Regions from separate parts of the Homo sapiens genome. Here region 2 is linked to region 1. A link is a loop called in an ENCODE intact Hi-C map of the cell type or tissue named here. Cell type or tissue: heart right ventricle. All regions are shown on one strand. Each heading gives the region's core, and the rest is flanking DNA. Links, peaks and the distances in the headings are about the cores only. Region 1 overlaps LCLAT1 (lysocardiolipin acyltransferase 1). Region 2 overlaps LCLAT1 (lysocardiolipin acyltransferase 1).

Evidence for each region. Peaks named below come from ENCODE experiments on the same cell type or tissue, not always from the same donor. Only the 100,000 strongest peaks of a DNase experiment are listed, where the experiment ranks them.
Region 2: it touches region 1 in a loop (10-fold over the local background); 2 of 110 quality-filtered maps call a loop at or near these places.

The regions. Positions count from the first base shown.
Region 1 is chr2:30,516,221-30,525,020 of GRCh38, reverse strand. The region is part of intron 1 of LCLAT1 (lysocardiolipin acyltransferase 1); the gene reads right to left. Among named protein-coding and RNA genes, the nearest start is that of LCLAT1, 73 kb to the right of the region's middle. RefSeq lists enhancers at 8,124-8,624, 8,625-8,800. In heart right ventricle, for the core only: no CTCF peak of the experiment used is centred there; no DNase peak of the experiment used is centred there; H3K27ac peaks cover 887 bases.
Region 2 is chr2:30,608,257-30,617,056 of GRCh38, reverse strand. The region is part of intron 5 of LCLAT1 (lysocardiolipin acyltransferase 1); the gene reads right to left. Among named protein-coding and RNA genes, the nearest start is that of LCLAT1, 170 kb to the right of the region's middle. RefSeq lists an enhancer at 3,107-4,104. In heart right ventricle, for the core only: no CTCF peak of the experiment used is centred there; no DNase peak of the experiment used is centred there; H3K27ac peaks cover 1,363 bases.

The DNA of each region.
Region 1 (8,800 bases), core at 356-8,355:
CTTTTCTAAGGTGTTATCTAACACAAACTCATAAAATATTCCAGAGTTTTTTCCTACCCAGAAGTAGAAGCAATTGACTAAAAACTACAGATGAGTTTCCTAAGTTGAGTACAACGGTCCCCACTTTGGATCCATTCCAAGACCCCCAGTAGATGCCTGAATCACAGATAGTACTAAACCCTACATATACATTACATACATACCATGATAAAGTTTAACTTACAAATTAGGCGTGGTGAGAGATTAATAACTATTATTAATAAAGTATTAAGTAAAATAAAGGTTCCTTGAACACAAGCACTGCTATACCTCGACAGTCAATCTGATCACCGAAACTGCTATTAAGGGACTAAGAGGCAGGTAGCATAGCATATATTGTATCAATGCACTGGACAAAGGGATAATTCACGTCCTGGATGCGACGAGAGAGGCATGGCATCAGATTTCATCCTGCTACTCAGAATGGCACACAAATTTAAAACCCATCAGTTGTTTATTTCTGGAATTTTCCATATAACATTCAAACCACAGTTGACTGTGGGTAACTCAAACCATGGAAAGCAAAACTGTGGTTAAGGAGGGGACTACTATACACCTAAAAACAATGACAAGTTAGCAGAGTACATTGAAATTTTTTAAAATCCAGAAATATTAATTCTTTATATTAGAATCTGAAAATAACATCTTGGGTACTTGGTCTTTAATTGACTCTTTATGAGTTGAAGGATTAAGTAGAACTTAGACTCTTCACTGGCTATTTCCAAAGGATTACTGTAGGGGGTCCTCATAGCCAGAACATCATACAGATGTTTTAAAATAAATGCTTGTTGGAAACACACAGTCTAAAATGAATAAACATTTGATTTTACAACCTAAACTATGTTAGAGAAAAACTGTGTTTTGCCTCAGAATAAAATTTTTAGAAACATTAAAACGATGAAAAAAAAACAGCCTTATAATCTATATAGCAAAAAGGTATCTGAGAGATCAAGACCTCTGAATATTTTAAAAGAATCACAACAGGAAACAGAATACATTTTCAAACGTCATGGTGCTTTTGAAAAATGTCAGACAGACAAACAACAAAACAGGTCAAATCCCTTAAAACACACAATCAAGACTGACTACTAAGTTTTTGTTTGTTTGTTTGTTTTGAGATTGCGTCTCACTCTGTCGCTAGGCTGAAGTACAGTGGTGCGATCTGGGCTCACTGCAAGCTCTGCCTCCCGGGTTCAAGCGATTCTCCTGCCTCAGCCTCCGGAGTAGCCAGGATTACAGACACGCGCCACCACACTCATCTGATTTTTGTATTTTTAGTAAAGACACGGTTTCACCATGTTGGCCAGGGTGGTCTGGTTCTCTTGACCTCATGATCTGCTCGCCTCAGCCTCCCAAAATGCTGGGATTACAGGCGTAAGCCACTGTGCCCAGCCGACTATTTTTAAATTTCTACTGATACTTGACAGTACGTGTACAAAATCCTTCAAAGTACAAACTGAATAAATATCAACTAAGAGCTGGCTTTTTGCTAAACTCTAGACCTAAACTTTAAAGAAGTGGGGTAACGGAGTAATAATGGTAGAGAAAAAGGCCACTGGAAAGCAGCATGCTGAACAATTCCCAGAGCTCACACATGGGGCCTAGAGTGGTCTGTGTTACCACCTATCCTCAACTTTGTTTTCTCTGAGGCTCAGGTCCTCCTCTTTGCGTTGATGACACTATAGCTAGCTTCTCCCCAGAAAAAAAAAAAAAACCTACGAACATCTTAATTTGGTATTGTTAATGCCTACTTCCTTTTATACACCCACCCCGCCCCCCAGTCCTGCAACGCTGCTGCTCTGTTTGAAACCCTGTAACTACCGTTTTCTATCTACTGTTTTTTTTTCTGCCAATTAGTGATTAGCTAGCTCTGTTTAACACTCACCCCTCAACTCCCTGCAGAGCTACACTTCACGTTGTATCCATATATAATGCTTCCCTTATCAAGGCTCTGGCATGCTTCTTCCTCACCAATTTCTGATTTGATGTGATTAACAGAAAAAAAATAAATTAGCTATCATATAATAAAATATTTTCATTATGCAGTGATGAAGCTGAGGCTCAGGAGAGTTAAGAAGACTTTCCTAAATCCACACAACAAATTAGTAGCATCAAATCTTTTCTGCTTACTGCTTCTTCTGCTATATCATGCTCTCTTTCTCCTGCGAAGGGGCCAGAAATTAGCCCTGAAATATGTCTCTAAACTCAGACTTAAGCAGGTAGAAAGGTGTGTGTCACATGAATATACTGGGATTACTCAGACCAAATCTAATCTAAAATTACTTCTATCCTACTTCTATTCCTTCCCTTTCAATCATTTGTTGATTTTCAATGATTCAATAAACATACAAAGATATCCCAATTACCGTGTGCCAGGCACTATGTTAGTCATCTGGGGATTACAACAGTGAATATGACAGAAATTGCAAAGCTCTCACAAATCTGATGGTCTCTCCATCTCTTCCTTATGAGCTCCTATGTGACTCTGCATTTAATCCAGCCCTATTCTTTATCTTCTTCCAAGTCTCAAGAGTTTGATGGACAAACTTGGTTCCAAATTATGCTAGCTATACACTTATTTGGAATAGCTAAAAAAAAAAATTTTAAAACAATAAAACCACTGACAATACCAGGAGCTGACAAGGATATGCAGCAACCAGAACTTGCAAACATTGCTGGTGGGAATGCAAAATGGGATGGCCACTTTGGAAAAGTTTGGTAGTTTCTTAAAATCCTAAATATACACTTACAATAAAACCCAGAAATTCTACTGAATATCCAAGACAAATGAAAATGTATATTCACACAAAAACCTATACGTAATTATTCACAGCAGCATTATTCATAATTACCAAAAACTGGAAACCAGCCAAATGTCAGTCAGGGAGAATGGATAAACAAAACCGTAGTACATCCACACAATGGCATACTACTCAGAATAACGACAAACTACTGATCCATGCAACATGTTGAGTTAATCTCAAATGTATTATGCTGAATGAAAGAGGCCAGACTCAAAAGATATGATTTTAAAATCTTTTACTGGATTATTTCATTTATATGACATTCCAGACAAGGCAAACCCAAAGGATAAGGAAACAGATCAGCGGTTGGCAAAGATTACAAGTAGGGAGATGGTTTGACTACAAAGAAACAACACAATATAAGTTTAGGGGGTTGGTCCAGCGGTGGCTCATGCCTGTAATCCCAGCATTTTGGGAGGCCAAGGGGAGCAGATCACGAGGTCAGGAGATCGAGACCATCCTGGCCAACATGAGGAAACCCCATCTCTACTAAAAATACAAAAATTAGCTGGGCATGGTGGCGCGTGCCTGTAATCCCAGTTACTAGGGAGGGTGAGGTAGAAGAATCGCTTGAACCTGGAGTCAGAGGTTGCAGTGAGCCAAGATGGTGCCACTGCACTCCAGCCTGGTGACAGAGTGAGACTCCCTCTCAAAAAAAAAAAAAAAAAAAAAAAAAAAAAAAAAAGAAGAAGTAGTTTAGGGGGTTGAGGAAACTGTTCTATTTCCTAGTTAGGTCACATTACAGCAAAGCTGTCCTGATCCAGACCCCAAAAGAGAGTTCTTGGATCTCGCCCAAGAAAGAATTCAGGGTGAGTCCACGGTGCAACCTGAAACCAAGTTTATTAAGAAAGTAAAGGAATAAAAGAATGGCTACTCCACAGACAGAGCAGCCCTGAGGGCTGCTGGTTGCCCATTTTTATGGTTATTTCTTGATGATATGCTAAACAAGGGATGGATTATTCATGCATTCCCTTTTTAGACCTTATAGGGTAACTTCTTGACATTGCCCTGGCATTTGTAAACTGTCATGGTGCTGGTGGAAGTGTAGCAGTGAGGACCACCAAAGGTCACTCTTGTCGCCATCTTGGTTTTGGTGGGTTTTGGCCAGCTCCTTAACTGCAACCTGTTTTATCAGCAAGGTCTTTATGACCCGAATTTTGTGGTGACCTCCTATCTCATCCTGTGACTCAGAATGCCTTAACTGTCTGAAAATGTAGCCCAGTAGGTTTCAGCCTCATTTTACCCAGCTCCTATTTAAGATGGATTTGTTCCAGTTCACACATCTCTGACAGTCACAAGACTATACACATTTGTGAAAATCCATAGAAAGTATATTTTTTAAAAAAGTGAACTTTACTGTTTGTAGATTTTTAAATAAATTTTTAAAAAATTATGCTATGTATATAAAAATCTGACAATATTTACTATTCTCTTATAATACGGGGAATTCTAATTTTCTGGATTATTTCAACTATAGTAACACCTAAAATGTATATAGCTTTTAAAATATTTCAGGCACTGTTTCATATATTTTACATGCCGACCTGTTCACCAGTCACAGCAATCTCATAATGTAGGTATTTTCATTACCTTAATTTTACATATAACGATACTGAGGCAGCAAGGGGTTAAGGAACTTACTTAAGGCTACACAGCTAGTAAATAACAAAACTGGAACTTTAAGCCAGGTAACTTGGTGTCAGAGTCCACACTCAGTCTGAAATGTTACACTACGCTTCCTTTTCAAGCCATGTATTACATCTGTAGTTAAATATACACCTATTTTTAAATAGCCTATAAAATAAAGATGTTACAATTATAAACTAAATTTTTAATACCTCATACAAAACTTATTCTGAATTTTAGAATTTATACAAACTTAGTGAGATAGCCTTATGTCTTTCTTATCTTACTGTTACTGGCAGGTGTTTGTTCTTAGAACTCCCAAGATGGTGGTGGGCCGCTCCCAAGATGGCAGCAAGCCTTTTGCTCTCTGACCTGGGGGGTTCTTGGCCTCACGGATTCCAAGGAATGGAACCTTGGGCCATGCGGTGAGTGTTACAACTCCATTAGAAGCTGTGGGTCCCGGAAGAGAACTGTGGAACCCAGAGACAAGTGTTCAGCTCGAGTAGGACAAACCCGCGCACTTAGCCGCACAGAAACAATGGCGAGCCTCTACCTGATCGGGAGCGGCAATGGGCACCTCCCCGGATCAGAAGCGCAGCGGACACGGTGCCAGATCCAGAGGGGTGAAAGTCAATGGCCAGTCTGAGAAGGTGGCATTCAGCAGTGGTGGATGGTGAGCAAAAGCTCAGCTCGAACAGTAACAAACGTGGACCAGAAGAGTGTGTGGTTCCAAGATTTAACAGAGTGAAACCAAAGCTCCCATACAACGGGAGGGGACCCAAAGGTGCTTGCCACTGCTGGTTCGAATGCCTGGGTTTATATCCTGATCACTGTCCCTCCCCGGGTGCTCTCAGGTGATAGATGATTGACTATTTCTTTACCTCCTGCTTTTAGCCTAATGGGCATTTTAGTGAGCTCTCTTTACTACCTGACTGGTCAGGTGTGAGCTGAGTTACAAGCCCCATGTTTAAAGGTGGGTGAGGTCACCTTCCCCAGCTAGGCTTAGGAATTCTTAGTCGGCCTAGGAAATCCAGCTAGTCCTGTCTCTCAGTCCCCCCTCTCAACAGGAAAACCCAAGTGCTGTTGGGGAGGTTGGCTGACGACCACTCTAACTGCTTCCTGCTGAACTGGGGCATAGTAGGGGTTGTGCAGTTGAGATTTCCTCGGTAGGGGAGCCTTTGATGTCATCAACATCAGAGCATGGGCTAGCAGGCCGGTCCAGGGGTCCACGGTAGATCTTAGTCATGGACTGCATCTGGGGCTCCATTTAAAGAACGATTTGTAGTTTTACAGCATCAATTCTGGAAGAGACAAACTTAACAAGGAGGTTAAAGATACAGGGATTGAAATGTATGGCCTGAAGTGCAGGGTGAGGCACATCCAACAGTTAGTAGGGTTTTGGGATGAGCATAAGCCAGTATAAGCTGGATGTGTTCCTCAGTGAGGGCCCAGGTGCCTTTGGATAATTTTAGCCCTAAGTATTTAACCTGCTGTGAGTAGAGGTAAGCCTTTGGTTTGGAAACCTTGTAGCCACAGGTGGCGAGGAACTTTAAGAGTGTTTGGGTGGCTTAATGGCACAAGGTTTCTGAACAGGTGGCTAAAACTAAATCATCCACATACCAAAGGACAAGAGTGTCCAAGTATGAGAACTGACTCAAGTCTTGGGCTAATGCCTGGCCAAATAGATGGGGGCTAGCCCTGAACCCTTGGGGTAAAACAGTCCAGGTGAGTTGAGATGTTGGTTCGAAGGATCATCAAAGGCAAACAAGAATTGAGAGTCAGGATGTACAGGGATACAGAAAAAGGCATCCTTAAGGTCCAGGACTGTAAACCATTCTGCTTCCTCTGGTATTTGGGAAAGTAGAGTATAAGGGTTAGGTACAGCTGGGTATAGAGGGACAACGGCCTCATTGATAATCCTGAGATCTTGCACTAACCTCCACTGTCCGTTGGGCTTCTGCACTCCTAAAATTGGAGTACTGCAGGGGCTATTGCATGGCCTTGGGCTTTTAGGTCCTTTGCTATTACTAAGACTTTGTTTAGTCTAAATTAACTTAGAATTGGTATAGATGGTTCCTTCCTGGTTCTGTAAGTACTTTAAGGCTTGGCTGAGTGCAAACAGCTCGCACGTTTGAGCAGACCAATTATTAGACAATTTTTCTAACTCTGCTTCTACAAGAGTTTTCCTATCAATTACTGAATACCCATTGTGTTTTTTTCCCTCAATCACCCGGGAGGAACTATTTATTGTCCTGTCCTCAAGGAAGTTCCTCCTAGGTCTGGTTAGAACTTTGTATAGTAATAAGATTTAAATCCCGTTAGGAAATCTGCTGGGTTAAGGGAATTTTCAGTGGTTAATGTTAAATCATCTTTTTCTAAAGAACAGCCCGATACTTTAAGATTTTTGAGTCAGTAAGCTACCTTTTTGCCTTTTTTACTTAGGGTATTTCTGAACTGGTGAGGTATGCTCATAATGAGGTTTCCTCTAAAGTTATTCTTCTACTTTCTTCTGCTAGCAAAGCAGTTGCTGCTACAGATTGAATGCATTTGAGCCATCTGTGGGTTATTGGGTTAAGGATTTTTGATAGGAAGGCTACGGGTTGTCAGTGGCCTCAGCGCTTTTGGCTACACCCTTGTTTACACTGATAACAAGGTGGTATTGGAGTGTTACAGGGTCACGGAGAGGATCTTCAATTATCAATTATAGGTTTTAAATTTACCCTGGCTTTTAAAGGAATAGGGTACACTTTTTTCTTTACTACTTCTCTTTCTTTCTCTCTCTGACTTTCTGTCTCTCTCTGACTCCCTTTGTTTCTCTACCTCTTTCTCTCTTTTTCCCCTCTCTTTCTCCCTTCCCTTTGGTAGATGGATTTTGGGAACACAGCAGAAGGACATTTGCTCGTTGCCCCCATTTGCCACTATAGGAATATGCTCCTCCCTTTAATTTATTCAATTTGCTTTCATCCTGATCTATTATGTTGTTGTAGACCCAGTTCCAGTTGTTAAAGTACTGGGTTACCAGTTCTAAGGCCCTGGCCAAGGAGCTGAGGCTTGGAGATTGCATTGCAGGTGGGGGTAAGCTGGGTAGAAATTGGGGGAGGAGAGCATCTTACACAATGGGAGAGCAATCCTCCTAGCCATTTACAAATTTGGGGCCCTGGCAAGGGTGGTGAGGAACGGGTCCCACCTAACTACCCACGTCGAGGGCTGTATACCTAAATTGGGAGAGACACCAGGGGCAAGACTCCCTGGGTTCATAGCCTAGGTGCCTAAGGATGCAGTGTAGAGCTTCTCTAGATCCCTTTGGAGATACAACTTGCTCTAATACCTGGGAGAGGGAGTGAAAGTCTGAAGCATTAGTACCTAGGAGGCAGGGACTGGAGGAAGTAGATTCAGAGGTAAGGAGAATTTTGGGGCTACACTTTCAAGAAAGTGGTGGTTGGGACCCAGGAGGTATGGGTCAAAAGGAGAGGTAGGGGTGCCTGCATGGGCGACTGTGGAGTAGAGACTTCTGGCTGCACCATGATCTCGACTGGCCAATGCCGGGAATTCAGGATGACAGTTTTCTGCTTCTAGTCGGCCCTCAGCTTCCCCAGGAAAATTGTAAAAGCGGAAGCTGGTTCCAGGCAGACCAATGCTCCCAACTCAGATGGGGGCTGTTCGCCTTTTCCCAGAAAGCCTCACACCTGAGTCTTAAGTCCAGCAGCCATGCTAATCATTTTTAAATGGTCAACAGCTGCCCAGTATTTTCCTCTGATTCTAAGGAAGGATAGGACAGAATAGCAAGTCAAAGTGGTCCAGTATTACTCAGGGCTTTGGAGAATCCCTGTACAGGCCACCAGATGTTACTGGTGGGTCTTTGTTCTTAGAGCTCTCAAGATGATGGCAGGCTGCTCCCAAGATAGCAGCAAGCCTTTTGCTCTCTGACCTGGGGTTCTTGGCCTCAAGGATTCCAAGGAATGGAACCTTGGGCCACGAGGGGAGTGTTATAGCTCTGTTAGAAGCCGTGGGTCACAGAACAGAACCGTGGAACCCAGCGACTAGTGTTCAGCTCTACTAGGATGAATGCATGCACTTAGCCGCGCAGAAACAATGGCAAGCCTCTAGCCTGATCAGGAGCGGCAATGGGCGCCTTGCTGCATCAGAAGCGCAGCAGACACCTTGCCGGATCCAGAGCGGTGAAAGTCAATGGCGGGTCTGCGACGGCGACGTTCAGCAGTGGTGGACGGCGAGTGAAAGCTCAGCTTGAGCCCTAACAAACATGGACCAGAAGAGTGTGCAGTTGCAAGATTTAATAGAGTGAAAACAAAGCTCCCATACAATGGGAGGGG
Region 2 (8,800 bases), core at 443-8,442, 92 kb before region 1:
GCAAGTAAATTCTACCTCTAAAAGCTGTTTTTTTAAGGCGTCTCAAATATTTCCCCTAAAAAAATTTAAGTGATATCACAAATCTGTAATATGTGCTATAGTCTAAACAGAGCTTTCTAAAAGGCTGCGTGGATTCTTGTCAAACCAAAATGTTAGAAAACATTATTTAGAGTTTGAAACAAATTTATTCACATGTATGATTTCAATTTTTTTTTTTTGGTATTAGCATTTTATTTGAAACAGGATCTTTTCCTATTCATTCAAATAAGCATTAACATATCCGACAAGCTTTTCATTGTTATTTTGCATCCTTTTTCCTTTCCTGGTTAATGCAAGATATAATTCCCTAATTAAGGGATCACTTTAAGTGCAAGCTGACATTTAAAAATTTCTAGGACGTTAATTTCCTTCAGGGTCACAAATAATAACTACCATGTTTTCTTGCTACTATCTAGAAAGGAAAAAGGTTACATCAACATATTTCTGAAGCAGTTACAAATAGTTCAATTAGAATTCACAGAGAAAACAATAAAAATATTAGAAGAAAAGTGACAATGTGTCTTGCAATCAATATTTTAGAAGCATATAGCTCTAATTTATTAGATTACTACAGTAGTAGCAGGGCTTAGGTGTATCAAACAAAACAAACACATACACACACTCTTGCACCCTTCAATTCCTCCTGTAAAACTCAGAGCAAATATTACAATGACAGTATGGCATCTAATCTGTTTGATTCAGATTTGAAGGATGTATTTTTGCTTTTAATCAATACTATGATTCAGAAACTCAACACATTTGGAAACTGGTTTAAACATCCATTTCAACTTTCTCCTGCTAAGTACTCCCTCCACCAGCAACCAAAATACAACAACAAAAAAACCGTTCACTTACCATTGCAATTCAACAGCAACATTCCCTATCAGCTGTGCACATGGTGTGACAGCTTGTGTCAAAATCACCTTTGAGTAGCTTCTAATTACACATGCACAGTTCTTATAGATGAAACTGGCCTGGGTAAACTGTGAAGACTAACTCAGTGGAGACCACAACTCTCCCTCTGTCTAGTGCCCTCTACCCATTTCCAAGGTAGGGAAGGGTCTCATTTCAATCCCTTACACAAGCTGATCAATTCACTGATTATACTCCAATGTGAATAGATGTCATAAGTCTTGATCATTCAATCAGTCTGAAGACGTAACCGGCAAGTAATCTGATTTAGTACTCTTGATGTGTTTTTTGCAGTATATAATGTACCTTTCCCAGATAAATTCCTTACCACAGACTCAAAGTGCATAAGCCAAACTAGATTTGAATGCCCAGTTCCTAAGGCTTTATTTCCTTTCACTTTACACATTTACATAAGTCTTATGGAGAAAGACTTTTTGATATGTGGTGTCTCTTTTCTCCCAGAAACTTATTTGAGCCTATTAGGCACAAGTTTTGGTGGAAGTATTTAAGTTTTTCGGCAGGGAATGAAGGCTAGTGGGAGTCCTTGGTAAATTCCTGATCACTGGCCAAAAGCAGCTCCTTAGTACTGCTCAACATACATATTTCCTTAGTCCATTCTGTGTCCCAGTTGCTTGGATTTGAGGACTTCATGACTTTGCTTTTCTCAAAAACTTCCAATAACTTCCTCACTATCCTTCATTCTCATCCTATTTCACTGAGAAAATCAATCAAAAGAAATTTGCACAACTCGTACCACCCTATATACTCTCCTACTACTGTGTGAGTTCATACACTTTGCCTTCTTTTTTTCATAAGGAGGATCTGTCCACGCATGTATTTAGGGCCAATCCCTCCACCTATGTCTTCTATCTCACCTGCTCTTGCCTACTCAGGAACAGAGCCCCAGCAATTCCCCTTTAATCAGTCATTCTATCTTGACCATCAACATATTATAACTTCTCCCATCATTCCCTCTTGGCTCACCTCTCCTTCTAGTGACCACTCATCTCTGTGTTCACTTACACAGCTAAACTTCCTGAGCTGTCTATACTCACTGTCTTCAATCCTCTTTCATTTCTCTCTCGAACCCATGCCAATGAAGCTTCTGCCCTCATCATTCCACCAGAACTGTCCTCGGTGACCTTTATGTACCAAATCCAATGCCTCCCTCCCTCTTGGCTTCCTGGTCACCTTACTCTCTTGGCTTTTCCCCAACTTCACAGGCCACTCTGAAGTCTTCTTTGTGGATGGCCTGGTTCTCCGATCCCTAATATTGTACTGCCTACTATTAACTAGGCTGGGATCTTACTCTTCTCCATCCACACTCATTCCTTAGGTGATCTCTTTCAGTCTTGCAGCTTTAAATATCATATGTGGTCATGCCTACCAAATGTGTATCTCCTGCCTCTCTCCTTTCTAGACTCACATATTTACTAATTTCATAACTCCCTATGGATATCTAATAAGTAGCTCAAACTTAACATGGCTTAAATGGAACTGCTTTTTGGCCTTTCCCCCAAAACCTGTACTTACCACAGTCTTTGTTGCAGTTAAAAGGCAAAACTGCCTTTCCTTCAGTTGAGGCCAAGAACCTTGCAGTCACACTAGTTCCCTCTCATTTTCTTATACTCCACACCCGACCCATCAAAAAATCCTATTGCTTCCATGTGGGGAAAAGCAAGAGAGATCAGATTGTTACTGTGTCTGTGTAGAAAGAAGTAGACATAGGAGACTCCATTTTGTTATGTACTAAGAAAAATTCTTCTGCCTTGAGATTCTGTTAATCTATAACCTTACCCCCAACCCCGTGCTCTCTGAAACGTGTGCTGTGTCAACTCAGAGTTAAATGGATTAAGGGCGGTGCAAGATGTGCTTTGTTAAACAGATGCTTGAAGGCAGCATGCTCCTTAAGAGTCATCACCACTCCCTAATCTCAAGTACCCAGGGACACAAAAACTGCGGAAGGCCGCAGGGACCTCTGCCTAGGAAAGCCAGGTATTGTCCAAGGTTTCTCCCCATGTGATAGTCTGAAATATGGCCTCGTGGGAAGGGAAAGACCTGACCGTCCCCCAGCCCGACACCCGTAAAGGGTCTGTGCTGAGGAGGATTAGTAAAAGAGGAAGGAATGCCTCTTGCAGTTGAGACAAGAGGAAGGCATCTGTCTCCTGCCCGTCCCTGGGCAATGGAATGTCTCGGTATAAAACCCGATTGTATGCTCCATCTACTGAGATAGGGAAAAACCGCCTTAGGGCTGGAGGTGGGACCTGTGGGCAGCAATACTGCTTTGTAAAGCATTGAGATGTTTATGTGTATGCATATCTAAAAGCACAGCACTTAATCCTTTACATTGTCTATGATGCAAAGACCTTTGTTCACATGTTTGTCTGCTGACCCTCTCCCCACAATTGTCTTGTGACCCTGACACATCCCCCTCTTCGAGAAACACCCACAGATGATGAATAAATACTAGGGGAACTCAGAGGCTGGCGGGATCCTCCATATGCTGAACGCTGGTTCCCCGGTTCCCCTTATTTCTTTCTCTATACTTTGTCTCTGTGTCTTTTTCTTTTCCAAATCTCTCGTCCCACCTTACGAGAAACACCCACAGGTGTGTAGGGGCAACCCACCCCTACACTTCCACCTTAAAATGTATCTAGAATCCAGCCATTTTTTGCAACCTCACTAATTTTACCTCACTCTCCACTTCTCTTTCCTGCATTATTACAAATAACTTTCTAATTGGTTTCTCTGTTTGCCCACCTGCCCGACCTACAGATTTTTCTTAACATTACAGCCAGAGTAATCCTTTAATAATGTCAGTCACAATCTTATAACCCCTCCCCCTTCACCCCTTCTCCCCAGTGGCTGCCCATCTCAGAGAGAACACCAAACTCCCATGGTGGCCTATCTGGCAAACATTTACCTTTCTGCCCTCATTCTCTGCTACTGCTCATGTGACTTGATCTGGTCTAGCCACACTGCATCTCTTGTTCTTCTTTGAACACACTAGGCACATTCTCATCTCAGGCACGTTATTGTTCCTTCTACTAGGGATCCTCTTCCCCCAAATTCCTCTTTTCAGGGGAGCCCTGACTACCCTACTTCAGTCTTCCCTCTTCCTTGATTTATTTTCTCTGTAAGCCCCATCATCTGACATACTATAAATTTTACGTACTTATTGTCTAAATTTTTGTTTATTTTATTCATTGGTGTATTCCTGTGCTGCTTCAGTGAGCTCAGGAAATATATAAATTGAATAAGCAGAAAAGGGGAAACTGAGCTGAGCTTCTGTCTCTGGGGTACTTCTTGGCAGAGAGCCTAAGAATAGAGCCTTCCCTAACAGCCTGCAGTAGAAAGGTGCATTATGAGAGACTGTCGCTGGAAAGTAATTGTGATTAATGATCCCTCAGACCATAGCAGAGAAGGCAGACAGGAATTTGTGCTTCTGTTCTGGACATGAGACATTCTTTGCCAAGCCTTAGATACTCTGTAGTTCTGCTACTTGCAATCTGTGCAATCACTATATTATTGTTAAAGCACTGGGGTTCTTCATGAGTTGTCAGGCAAGCTGAGATAATAATGTTTCAGAGGATATACTGGGAAGTCAAGGTCACATGTATGTGGTGTTAACAGTAGGTCAACAGCACTAAATGACCAACATCTGAATAGGCACAGGGCGCCACAAGGACAGGAAGCTAGAGACCTCTTCAATGATGATAGGTGCCTTTTATAGGTTTAAGGAGCTTATGTTAGTTTGATATGCTCCTCTCTCCCTCTCCCTTCAAACCGTGATATAAATACTCTTTAGTTATGGCATATTTGACGATGTTAAACATACAGTGTTGTTTTTAAACTGAAATTCTTTCCTGACATTCTGGAATGCAATCCCCTGTGCTTGCTTCATTTTCTCTCTGATAACAACAGAAACTTCATTAAACATTCCCGAATATAGCCTCTTCATTAATTAAGGTATTACTGTAGAAGTACTTGTTTCCTAATCAACTCTCAAGACTGTGTCTTTAAATAGAACCACCAACCTCCTCACAGAAAGTCTTTTCCTCACAGAAAAGAAAGCTTCATTTTCTACTGTGCTATTTTTTTTCTTTCTATCCACAGGACACATGGGAGTCCCACCAGCTTGAAAAAAATTTCACAGAGCTGGCATTTCCATCAGTGCAGACACGGCTCTGAAAACAGTAATTGCTGCCTTATGGGCATGATACGCCCATTTCTACTCTGACCTCCTCCCAGGAGAAACTCTTCTGCAAATGACCACAGTACTTCACTTGAGTTCTGCGTCATCCTCCTCCTATTAGTTCAAGTGGTCTGCTAAGCGGTTCATGAACCACTTCCCTCAGCTGACCCAGATGAAGTAAGCTCTTCTTTGCTGCTATGCCCAGAGCCCAGACCAGTTAAGAATCTCAGCCTGACTTGGCCTGTTATCCCTCAGCTTCCAGTCCTGACTCCAAGGTACCTTCTTTCTGTAAGTCTTCAGCCTACTGACTCAGGGTCCTACCATACACACCACTGTCTTCTGAGAACAGCACACATGGGGCAGAGCAGAGTCAGGGGGAGAGAGAAAGAACAGTTAACAACTCTTAGAAACCTGAAAATAAAGAGGATACGGCTGGAAATGGGACCTCAGAAAGTTCCACATGCTAGAATGCCTTTCCTTTTGCTTTCATGGCACTCTCTTTCACCCTCAACTGAAAGTGTGAGTGTATACACACACACTCTCTGTTCTCTGGGATTTCCTAAAACTGGAGCTAAATTATAATTAGGACATTATATAGTTTATTTTCAAGAATTTTTGGTTGCAGCAAATTAGAATATATGCTTTGGTTTCATAGAATTAATTCATGTAGCTTTATCATGTTCACATAGAGCAATGCAAACTTTCTCATGCATATATAATGAAGCAGGAAAGACTATAAAAGGACCAAAAAGAAAAAAAATGGACAAAAAGGCCAGAAGAAAAATGCTAATGAGTCTGTTGACTACTGATAGGAAAAAAAAAAAAAAGCTAAAAGTAGAAGAGCAGTGGTGAAGCCAGAATTTAACAAATTAAGGGAGGAATATTGGGGGAAAGATGATCAAGGAAGAAGTGAAAAAAAAACAAAATTAAACTCAGTGTTTGGTATCTATTACATAGCCAGCATTAAAAAAACTGAAGAAAAGCACAAGGATGGTAACAGGTGAGGAAATAATAACAGTTAAGTCCAAGAAATTTTTTAAAAAGTTATATTCATGTCCGTGGAGACCCTTAATTCAGAATATATATCTATGATTTACTTGTTTTTAATAACACTGAACTTCTGGTAAAACAGAAAAGACATTAAATGTGTTGGACCAACCAGCTGGAATGAAAATTGATTCCCAAACCCAAGTAACACAAGAATGTACTAACTCTAAGCTCCAACATTATAATATAAAACAGAATCCATATTGTTTTTAATGACAGCCTGTTACAGCACTTGTGATACTCTTGAATTTAGCAGAGTGACATCAGACCTAGGCTTATATAACTATTCAAACAACAAGGTCTTAAATACCTGAGAGATCTGTTAATATAAAGATGATCTTAATATTCACAATCCTCTGGTGTTAAAAACAATTTCCACCAGACCTTGATACACAAGTGGATAAATCATGTTAAATTAAATCAGTCTGTACTTATGGAGCTATCTTAATCAGAAGGAGATTTAATGAAAAGCGTTAGCTTAGATGAATAATTATTATAGGCTAATATTTGTCCACAAAAAGAATTTGTTTCAGGATTAGACAGAGACCATGAGAAGCCAGAGGCATCAATTCAATAATGGAATGCCTAATTATAATGTATTGCTTTGCCCTGCATATAATTTATTTAGCACATTGCTTTTCACAGGGTTTATTAAGGAAACCTAAAAAAAAAAATGCAATTACTAAAGAAGGAACGAAAAAATTAGTAAACTAAAACCTTTTAAGAAATAGAGGAAGTAATATGTGACAAAGTCTAGTTATTAGAAAAATGCAGGGGGTATGGCTATGTTCAATTTGTACATGTAGAAACTGCATATTTGTCCTATATCCTTCAAAAATCGGTCATTGCCTTTATGTGCTTAAAATTATGTTAAGACATGCATTCATCACATCAAAAGTATCAATAAAGAGTTTAATAATTGCTCACTAAATCATGCTTATGATAATGATTTTAAGTCCTGTGCTAGCTACAGCTACCATGGGAGATTTAAAGACATGGAAGCAATCCTTGCCTTTTAGAAGTTTATAATCTAGTTGAAGTACAACATATAAATATGTGAAAAGTTAAGTAATAACACAGGAAACGAATACAAGTTAATAGAAAATTTTAAGAGAAGTGAGGTGAGTGTAGTAGAGAATGAACACTATGAGTTCAAAGGAGGACAGGATCACTGTGGGCTGAAATGCCTAAACAGTTATGCACACAAAAAGGCTATCCTGGTATAACACATGCATAAACTAGTTCCTTGAGATTTAGAAGAAACTGGGTCTTCACTATGGAAAATACATTCTAAAAGAATCAAGTGGTTGTGGAAAAACAAGTATCAGAATAGAGTTCAAAGCCATTCTCATGAATATATGGGGACTTAATATATGATAAAGGTAACATCACAAATCAATGGAGAATAACAGATTAAGTACACACTGTTGGAGAAAAATAAAACCAGATCCTCACACCAAACAACACATGTAAGGGACTCCAGATGGATAAAGCTGAAATGTAAAACATAATTATACAATTAACAAAAGAAAATGGAGACCAAGTAACAAGAAAGGTTTTTAAAAACCAGACTTCAAGAGCATAGGTCGTAAGATAAAAACTTCTTAATTTGATTACACCAGGAATTTCTGTTCAATGAATATGTAATAAAATAGAACATACCTGCAATGTCTAAAATTCAACAAGGGATTATATCTAGAACATAAGAACTAGTGCGAATTAACAAGTCACTATAGTAATCCCAATAGAAACACAGACAAGATATAAACAGGCAATGAATAGATGAGGAAACCCAGAAAATATCAGGCATGTGAAAATCCTTTGTAATCAGACAAAACCAAATTAAAATATACCTATTTGACTGGCAAAGAGTAGAAAGCTGGATAATACCAAGTGTTCACAGGAATGAGAGGAAACAGGCACCCTTGTGCATTGCCAGTGGGTGTTTAGAGGGGAGTATCTATTATGTAGTATAATTTGGGGCTGGTCAAATTAAGGTTACCAAACCCTATGACTCAGCAGTTCTACTCTTGGACATACAACTATGTGTCACTTGACGGGGATATGTTCTGAGAGATGTGTCTTTAGGCAATTTTTTTGTCATGGGAACATCATAGAGCATACTCACACAAACCTAGACAGTATATAGTCTATGACCCACCTAGGCTATATGGTATGGCCTGTTGCTCCTAGGCTACAAACCTGTACAGCATGTTACTGTACTGAATATTGTTGGCAATTGTAACATAATGCTAAGTATTTGTGTGTCTAAACATAGAAAAGGTATGGTAAAAATACAGTATAAAAGATAAAAAATAGTATACCTCTACAGGGCACTTACCATGAATGGAGTCTGCAGGACTGGAAGTTGCTCTGGGTGAGTCAGTGAGTGAGGGTGAGTGAATGTGAAGGCCTAGGACACCACTGTACACTACTGTAGACTTTAATAAACACTGTACACTTAGGCTACACTAAATTTATTAAAAAACTTTCATCAATAATAAATTAACCTTAGCTTACTGTAACTTTTTTACTCTAAACTTATAAATTTTTTTTTTTTTTTGAGATGGAGTCTCACTCTGTCACCCAGGCTGGAGTGCAAGCAAC